Linked DNA regions of Homo sapiens: all the other regions are linked to region 2. A link is a loop called in an ENCODE intact Hi-C map of the cell type or tissue named here. Cell type or tissue: B cell. All regions are shown on one strand.

Region 1 (2,500 bases), 430 kb after region 2:
AATTCTGGAAGCCTGCTAGGTGCCCAGTCCAGGGAAATTCTGATTGGGAGCTGTGGCCAGCACAGGGCCTTTAAGCCTGCTTGGGGGCTCTAGCTCCTTTTTCTGTACTGAGGCTGCCTTTCTTAAGACAATCTCTTTCCTAAGAAGTTTACAAGCCACTATAACAAGTCCTCAAGGAACTCCAGTGGGTGCCAAGCACTGGGGCTATGGAGTCCCATTTCCATTCTTTAGTCTGCTCTTCTGTTTGCCTGGATTTCCGCCATCCTTGTCCTCTCCCCAATGACTTGGTGTGTCTCTTTCGTCTGACTCTTGAAAAAGCAGCCAGGCCATGCACACTGGAAGTCTCCTTGAACACCCCAGGTGAACCTGGTCACTTCCACACTTTGTCCACACTTCCACTAGAAGGCTCATCACACTGTATCATAACTGTCACTTTACCTGTTTGCTTCCCCAACTAGACCAAGCTCCTTGAGGCCAGGGATTGGATATTTTTGTTCCTATGCCCCCGGTGCTTCACACAGCTCTTGGCACATAAGTAGCTGTGTGCTCAGCAAATTTATTTTATATGAGCCAATGGGCTCTGTTACTAAGGGGCTGATTGATGTTCTAACACCTACAATAAAGTGTGGTCCATGCAAAGTACATGAAAAGTGCAGACTCTTTTCAGAGGAGTTAATTTATTCATTGAGGCCAGGCACGGTGGCTCATGCCTGTAATCCCAGCACTATGAGAGGCCGAGGTGGGAGGATCACTTGAGGCCAGGAGTTCAAAACCAGCCTGGCAACATGGTGAGACTCCATTAAAAAAAAAAAAATCATTGAGAAAGAGAGGGAGACACAGAGAGAGGCAGGACACTAGCAGAAAGTTACCAACTGGCATGAGTCGTTTATTTGTGGGATGCTTTATGGTTGAGGAAGCTGGACCCCACCCTTTCTCTTTCTGAGGTGCCCACAGCAGCCTGTGCAGTTCCTGATGATCAGCTCCATTTTCCAGACGGGGAAGCTGGGACTTAGAGCCCAGCTTTGTGACCAGCGAAGGTCACAAAGCTGGTGGTGGAGCCAGCACTAGCGCCCAGGTCTTCTTTCTCACATCACATTTCCTCTCCAGGGAGCAGTACAAGATGTTATTAGGCAGTAAGTGCCAAGTGAGCAGAACAGACAGCTGTAGAGCTCGAGAGTAGGGAGGGCGGAGGGGGGCGCTGGAGACCTTCCCAGAGGAGGTCTGGGAGCTGGGCCTGGAAAGAAGGCAGCTGCTTTGTCCCTCATGCATGGTTCTCAGAAATGCAGGACCACAACAACTAGTCTCTAGCCACATTCACTGGGGACACTTGTAGGGCTACAGACTCCCCAACTGTGGGAGATAAACGAGCATCAGCTATTATCTTCCTTTCTCGGTCCGGAGCAATTAGGGGCGGTAATTGTGCAAGCGCTGCTGGGAGTTGTAGTTCCCAGTCGCGCCAGACCGGCGAGATAGGGGAGAGCGCCCCCTGGTGCTTCAGGGCTTGTTCAGCCCAGATCTTGTTTGTGCTCTGCTGAGCCCCTCCGCCGCCCCTACAGGCTCACCCCAGTAGAATCCCTCCACCAGTCCCTTGAAGTCATGCTCCGACCTCCCCTACTCAGGTTCTCTCTCTCTCTCCTCACCATCTTCGGGTTTTCTTTCCACACTTGCTCATCTCTTTTTCTGTCCCTCTTCTCGAAGGCTTTCAGGTTCTCTTTGGCTGCTCCTCAGGCCTCTTGGCGTCTCTGGGCTGACCCAGGTCTCCGGTGGTAAAGGGACTGGAGCCCGTGGAGGCGCAGGCTCCAGAGTAGCTAGCTTTGCCACCCACCCCAGGAGACTGGAGGCAGGGCTGAGGAGTCGAGAAATGGCCTCGTTTCTCCACTTGGCCTTGGCAGCCACTGTCCAGCCCCAGACCCGCCTCTTTCCTTTTTGCTGGCCTCTTGTTCTGTCCCAATCACTTACTCACATGGTTGCCTTATTCTTTTCTTTCTTTCTGTTTGACTCTCTTTAATGATACTTTCTTTGACTGCAGTGAAGGTGAGGGAGTGGGAGGAATGGCTTCTGGGTGGGACTAGTACATGTGGCAAAACCAAGGTCAAACATTCCTTTTTCTGGTCCTTGAGCCCCCTGGTTCTCCTAGTGCCTGGGCAGCAGGCTTCGTTGCTATGGAAACAGCAAGGCCCCAGAAAGCCTTGGCTTCTGTTCCCTAGAGGTCCCTGTCCACTTTCGTTGCTGGCTCTCTTCCCATCTCCTGTACCTGTTCCCGCAGGGCTTGCTCCTTTTCTTTATCCAGATAGCCGCGCTCATCCCTTCTTGCTCCCTCACAGCCCTGAGCCGTCTTCATTTCTTGTCTGTCTCTGCGATGGTTCTCCTTTTCCTGGCTCTGCCCCACCTCCCTCCTTCCCTCCTCCTTGCCACTCTTCCCCGCCTTACCCTCTTGTCTCTGCTGGGGTCCTCACTTTTGCTTTCTGGCCCTCCCCGCTGGTACCATAAGTAGACAGAG
Region 2 (2,500 bases):
CTCGGCCTCCCAAAGTACTGGGATTACAGCCATGAGCCACAGTGCCCGGCCTTTTCTTTTTTGTTTTTGAGACAAGGTCTCTCTCATCCAGGCTGGAGTGCAGTTGCACAATCATGGCTCACTGCAGCCGCCAACTCCTGGGCCCAGGTGATCCTACTCAGCCTCCAAAGTAGCTGAGGACTACAGGCATGCACCGCCACACCTGGCTAATTTTTTGTACTTTTTTGTAGAGACAGGGTTTTGCTATGTTGCCCAGGCTGGTCTTGAACTGGGCTCAAGTGATCCGCCCACCTTGGCCTCCCAAAGTGCTGAGATTACAGGTGTCAGCCGCTGTGCCCAGCCGAGAGGTCCTGTTTAAATGACGTGAGTGAGACCTGAGATGAACCAGTCAAGTGATCAGGTAGGGGAATATTTCAAGCCTAGAGGACTGTGTGAAGATGGGGAAGAGGTGATGTCTAGGGCTGGGGGCGGGCAGATCCTGCAAGGCCTTGTCAGCCATAGAGAGGAGTTTGGGTTTGAGTCCAAGTGCAATGGAGGGTCGCAGAAGGGTTTTGAGTAACAGATGGATCTCATCTGACTTGTGATCTAATTTCTCTGGCAGGTTTTTCTGGAGGGCTGGCAAGAAAGTTAGGAAAAACACTTAATGTGTTGTCATCCACATGAGGGGTCAGGAAGCTTAGACCACCAGTAGTAGCAGGGATGCAAAGAACACTCACAGTTTGGTTCATCACACCCCCCACTCCACCACAAGAGTGAGCTCTATTAGAACAGGGACCCCCGGCTCCCTTTGATGTGCATTGTGTTCTTGGCACCTAGAATGGGGCCTGCACTTAATAAGATGGATGAATAGTGGTATTTAATGAGAAGATACTTAATGAAAAGAAGAGGCAGTTTTGGAGGAAAAAAATCATAGGAGCTCAGATATTTCTTAAATGCTGCTTTCTATTTATCTTTTTGAGGTGGAGTTTCTCTCTGTGGCCCAGGCTCGCAGGCTGGAGAGCGGTGGCGCGATCTCGGCTAACTGCAGCCTCCACCTCCCGGGTTCAAGCGATTCCCCTGCCTCAGCCTCAGGAGTAGCTGGGACTACAAGCACCCGTCCCCCACGCCCGGCTAATTTTGTATTCTTAGTAGAGACGGGGTTTCTCCATGTTGGTCAGGCTGGTCTCAAACTCCTGACCTCAGGTCATCTGCCCGCCTCGGCCTCCCAAAATGCTGGGATTACCGGCGTGACCCACCGTACCTGGCCCTAACTGTCCTTTTATTTGTCTGTGTCCCCTAGTGCATTTTATTTGTCTGTGTCCAGCGCAGGGATGCATCGCCTCCCGTAGGCTTGGCACAATTAGTGGCCCAGAGTAGGTGCCTAGTAAAGATGGATTTATGCCACAGCACATTGTAGTGCTAAAAAGAGGGTTTTCTCTTTAGATGATCGGGCCACGTTTTGGTGTGACCACTAGGGGGAGACGTGGCACCGGCGAAGCGCTCGCCAGACCCATTTTTTCGCTCCTTGCGTCATCGCATAGGGCGGGGCTCGTACCTGACGCCCGGCTTCTGGGCCTGCTCTCGCCCTACTAGGGAAAGGGGTGGGGCTTGGCTTTCGGGCGTGGGCGGAAATTGCCGAGAATCCTCGGAAGCTTTGCGAAAACACAGCGCGCCGTCGGCCGCGCTGCGAACCGGAAGTAATCGAAGAAGCCCCGGAAGTTTCGAACTACCACCGGCGTGCGTTCGCAGGTAGATCGCGGTGCCAGTTGCCATGGAGCCGGCCGGGCCCTGTGGCTTCTGCCCGGCGGGGGAGGTCCAGCCAGCGCGTTACACCTGCCCTCGCTGTAATGCGCCCTACTGCTCGCTGCGCTGCTACCGGACGCATGGCACCTGCGCAGAAAACTTCTACCGTGACCAGGTGCTGGGAGAGCTCCGCGGTTGCAGCGCTCCTCCCAGCCGCCTAGCAAGCGCCCTACGCCGGCTGCGTCAGCAACGCGAGACCGAGGACGAGCCTGGGGAAGCAGGCCTCAGCTCCGGCCCGGCGCCCGGCGGCCTATCGGGACTCTGGGAGCGGCTGGCGCCGGGCGAAAAAGCTGCCTTCGAGCGGCTGCTGAGCCGCGGTGAGGCCGGGCGGCTGCTGCCTCCATGGCGGCCGTGGTGGTGGAACCGCGGAGCCGGACCGCAGCTTCTGGAGGAGCTGGATAATGCCCCGGGTAGTGACGCCGCGGAGCTGGAGCTCGCCCCTGCGAGGACCCCGCCGGATTCTGTGAAAGATGCCTCCGCCGCGGAGCCCGCGGCCGCCGAGCGGGTTCTTGGAGATGTCCCGGGGGCCTGCACGCCCGTCGTACCCACCCGCATCCCCGCGATAGTCAGCCTGAGCCGCGGCCCAGTCTCGCCGCTCGTGCGCTTCCAGCTGCCCAATGTGCTGTTCGCCTACGCGCATACTCTCGCCCTGTATCACGGCGGTGACGACGCGCTGCTCTCTGACTTCTGTGCCACACTGCTCGGCGTTTCCGGAGCC
Region 3 (2,500 bases), 450 kb before region 2:
GCTGCAGCTCCCTCACAGTGCTCCGGACGAGGTACTGGGGGCTGGGGCGCAGGTCGAGAGCCCAGGGGGAGCTCTGAGGCTGAGGCCAGCTGGTGCTCCCGAGCTTGGGAGAGGGCAGCCTGGGCATTCAGAGCTAAAAAGAGGAGAAAGTGGGTGGAATGGTCAGGATGCCTGGCCCACCTCAGCCCTGAGCCATCTCCTTTTCTGCTCTGCTCTTTCTGTGCTTGAGGTGTTTTCCCTGTCCCTCTATAAGGCAACTCATCCACTTTCTACTTTGTATCACATTTATGCCCTAGCTTCAATTCTCCATCAGTACTGGGCCTGGTTGAGCTCAGACTCTCGCGCAGTGGCTGGCACACAGGAGGTGCTTGGTGCTCTTATTGAGTTAAGGGTCCTCTTTAGAGCCTAAAGGAGAAATAATTTTACTTCTACCCCACCCAGAGACTCCACTGTCACCTCTCAGCCCTACTGTTCTCGGGCCTCTATCACCACTTAACCACGCTTCCCCCCTAAGCATATCCGGCCCCTCTCCCGGATTATTTTTTACTCTTACCGGGATTATCTTTATCCACGTCTGAGTCGAGTTCCTGACAAGCCACGCAGTAGATTTTCCGCTGTTTGTCTTGGAGGAGGATCGTCTACGGACCAAAAAGCACACGGGGCCGGAATGAGACGCCGGCAATGGGGTCCAGAGGGGAGGGCCGGGGAAGGGCTGAGTGGCCTGGCCCGCGGACCCATCCCCGGTCACTCGCCCGAGTCTCGCCTCACCCCGCAGTCCGCACACGTCTCGCCCAGCATGCGGTAACCGCGCAGCAGATAGTCGCCCATGAGCCGGGAGATGCGATCTTGCCGCTCCCGTCGCGCCTGCAGCACCTTCGTCTCCGCCTCAGTCGGGGGCTCCCAGGAGAAGTCGTCGACTTCTGGGGAAGAGAGGCATAGGGACTGGGGGTCTTGCCGGAGTGGGCTGCCTCCCGTACCTCACAGCCACAAACCCCTGCCGCCCAGGTCCTCACCAGCTCCGTTCAGGGCCATGTTGCCGTTGTCACCGCCGGGCTCACAGGAAGTGACGTCAAAGCGGAGCGCCCTCCGCTGCGGCTCCGCCCGTTCCATAGCTGCCGCGGATCAGGGCGGACGTGACGCCTTAGCGTGGTCCTCAGACCTCGCTGTGCCCGGGGTGGGGCGTGTCGGCTGCTACCGAGAACCTGCTCGGGGGACGCGTCCGTCAACCGGAATCCAGGGGACAGAAGCTTCCGACGCGCGAGGCCTCGGGAGGAGCGTCTCCTTGGTAACTCTCCTCCGGTCGCAAGACCTGGAAGTGGCCTCAGGGGGTCGCCCTTCCTGTCCGTCGTGGATGAAGGGGACCACTTGGCTTCAGAAATCCCCGCTGGCCTCCGCCTCCCCTGGGGTTTCCCTTTCGGCGCAGGCGGGGCAGCGGCGTCATCACAACCATCGCCACCCCAGTAATCACAGCGAGCGGCCCTTTGCGCACGCGTGGAGCCTTCTCAGGCCTCAGTACTTCTCACTTCGCCCGGCAAGGCTGGCCAGGAGGGGTGCATTCTCCCTTTCCGCGTATTTCAAGACCACTCCCCTTCTGCATGCTCGGTGTCCCAGTCTGTCTCCTCGCTGCCTCCCGAGGCCTGGAACTGAAGCAAAGTTCGCCCCGAAGCCGACCGTTCTTTGAAGTTGAAATCCTCAAAAAGCCTGCAGACTGAATAGCGCTGTACTGGGCACGCGCATTGCGCTTCCAGCCGCCCTTGGGTGCTGCGTGCTGGGCCGGGTCGGGTTGGGGCCTTCCTACATACTCTTGCGACCATTAGGCTCTTCTTGGGTGAGTTGCAAGTTAAAATTACCAGGGCTCTCTGAACATGGACCTTGGTGCTTTTTTTCTCTCTCCCTCTTCCGTGTTCTTTTTCAAACGCATCTTCTCCCTTATTAGATTCAGAGAAGCCAGACAGGGCAGGCAGGGGTCCTCAGATGTGCAGTCTGCAGGGCCTGAGGTTGTACACCAGGGCAGTGGAAAAGCAGCTAGGACTTGGACTTTCACAGTTACATCGACATTCTCCTCTTCCGGATGGCACATGCCCCCTCAATCTGACCTGAAGTCCCTTCCTCCTGGCCCCCTCTTCCTTCCACGTAGAACCCCTGGAACTGTCATTCTTGCTGCCTCCTGCTTACGTGGAGAGCCCTGTGTCCCTTTCACATCTCCATCTACCAGTCAGGCTCTTGGGCAGCAGCGTACCTGACTTAGGGCCTGTACCACAAGTCGTTTCTATCAGGCTGAATAGAGCCACCGTTTTTTGTGTGTTTGTTTGGTTTGGTTTGTATTTTTTGTAGAGATGGGGTTTCGTCATGTTGCCCAGGCTGGTCTCCAACTCCTGGACTCAAGTGATCCTCACACCTCAGCCTCCCAAAGTGCTGGGATTACAGCGAAGAGCCACAGCACCTAGCCTGAGGCTGACTAGAGGAACTGTCTCTGAACCATCTCTTGGACTCCAGCCTG

What was found. Peaks named below come from ENCODE experiments on the same cell type or tissue, not always from the same donor. Only the 100,000 strongest peaks of a DNase experiment are listed, where the experiment ranks them.
Region 1: a loop joins it to region 2, with 34 times the contacts of the local background. A loop is called at or near these places in 3 of 110 quality-filtered maps.
Region 3: a loop joins it to region 2, with 30 times the contacts of the local background. A loop is called at or near these places in 2 of 110 quality-filtered maps.

What each region holds. Positions count from the first base shown.
Region 1 is chr11:64,687,558-64,690,057 of GRCh38, reverse strand. The region is part of intron 5 of NRXN2 (neurexin 2); the gene reads left to right. Among named protein-coding and RNA genes, the nearest start is that of NRXN2, 34 kb to the left of the region's middle. RefSeq lists enhancers at 1,109-1,158, 1,298-2,218. In B cell, CTCF peaks have their summits at 1,297 and 1,501 (motif pointing left); a DNase peak (open chromatin) is centred at 1,467; H3K4me3 peaks cover 560 bases.
Region 2 is chr11:65,116,904-65,119,403 of GRCh38, reverse strand. ZNHIT2 (zinc finger HIT-type containing 2) reads left to right here and starts at 1,703. Exons shown (of 1, transcript NM_014205.4): 1 at 1,703-2,500. The coding sequence starts at 1,751. RefSeq lists enhancers at 1,453-1,747, 1,740-2,283. In B cell, CTCF peaks have their summits at 1,241 and 1,445 (motif pointing right); DNase peaks (open chromatin) are centred at 603, 1,613 and 2,353; H3K4me3 peaks cover 882 bases; H3K27ac peaks cover 2,147 bases.
Region 3 is chr11:65,569,024-65,571,523 of GRCh38, reverse strand. It overlaps ZNRD2 (zinc ribbon domain containing 2), which reads right to left and starts at 1,047. Exons shown (of 4, transcript NM_006396.3): 1 at 1,014-1,047; 2 at 769-920; 3 at 554-638; 4 at 1-133. The coding sequence starts at 1,032. It overlaps ZNRD2-DT (ZNRD2 divergent transcript), which reads left to right and starts at 1,111. Exons shown (of 1, transcript NR_038923.1): 1 at 1,111-2,304. RefSeq lists enhancers at 730-959, 970-1,689. In B cell, a CTCF peak has its summit at 1,331 (motif pointing right); a DNase peak (open chromatin) is centred at 1,353; H3K4me3 peaks cover 2,361 bases; H3K27ac peaks cover 2,500 bases.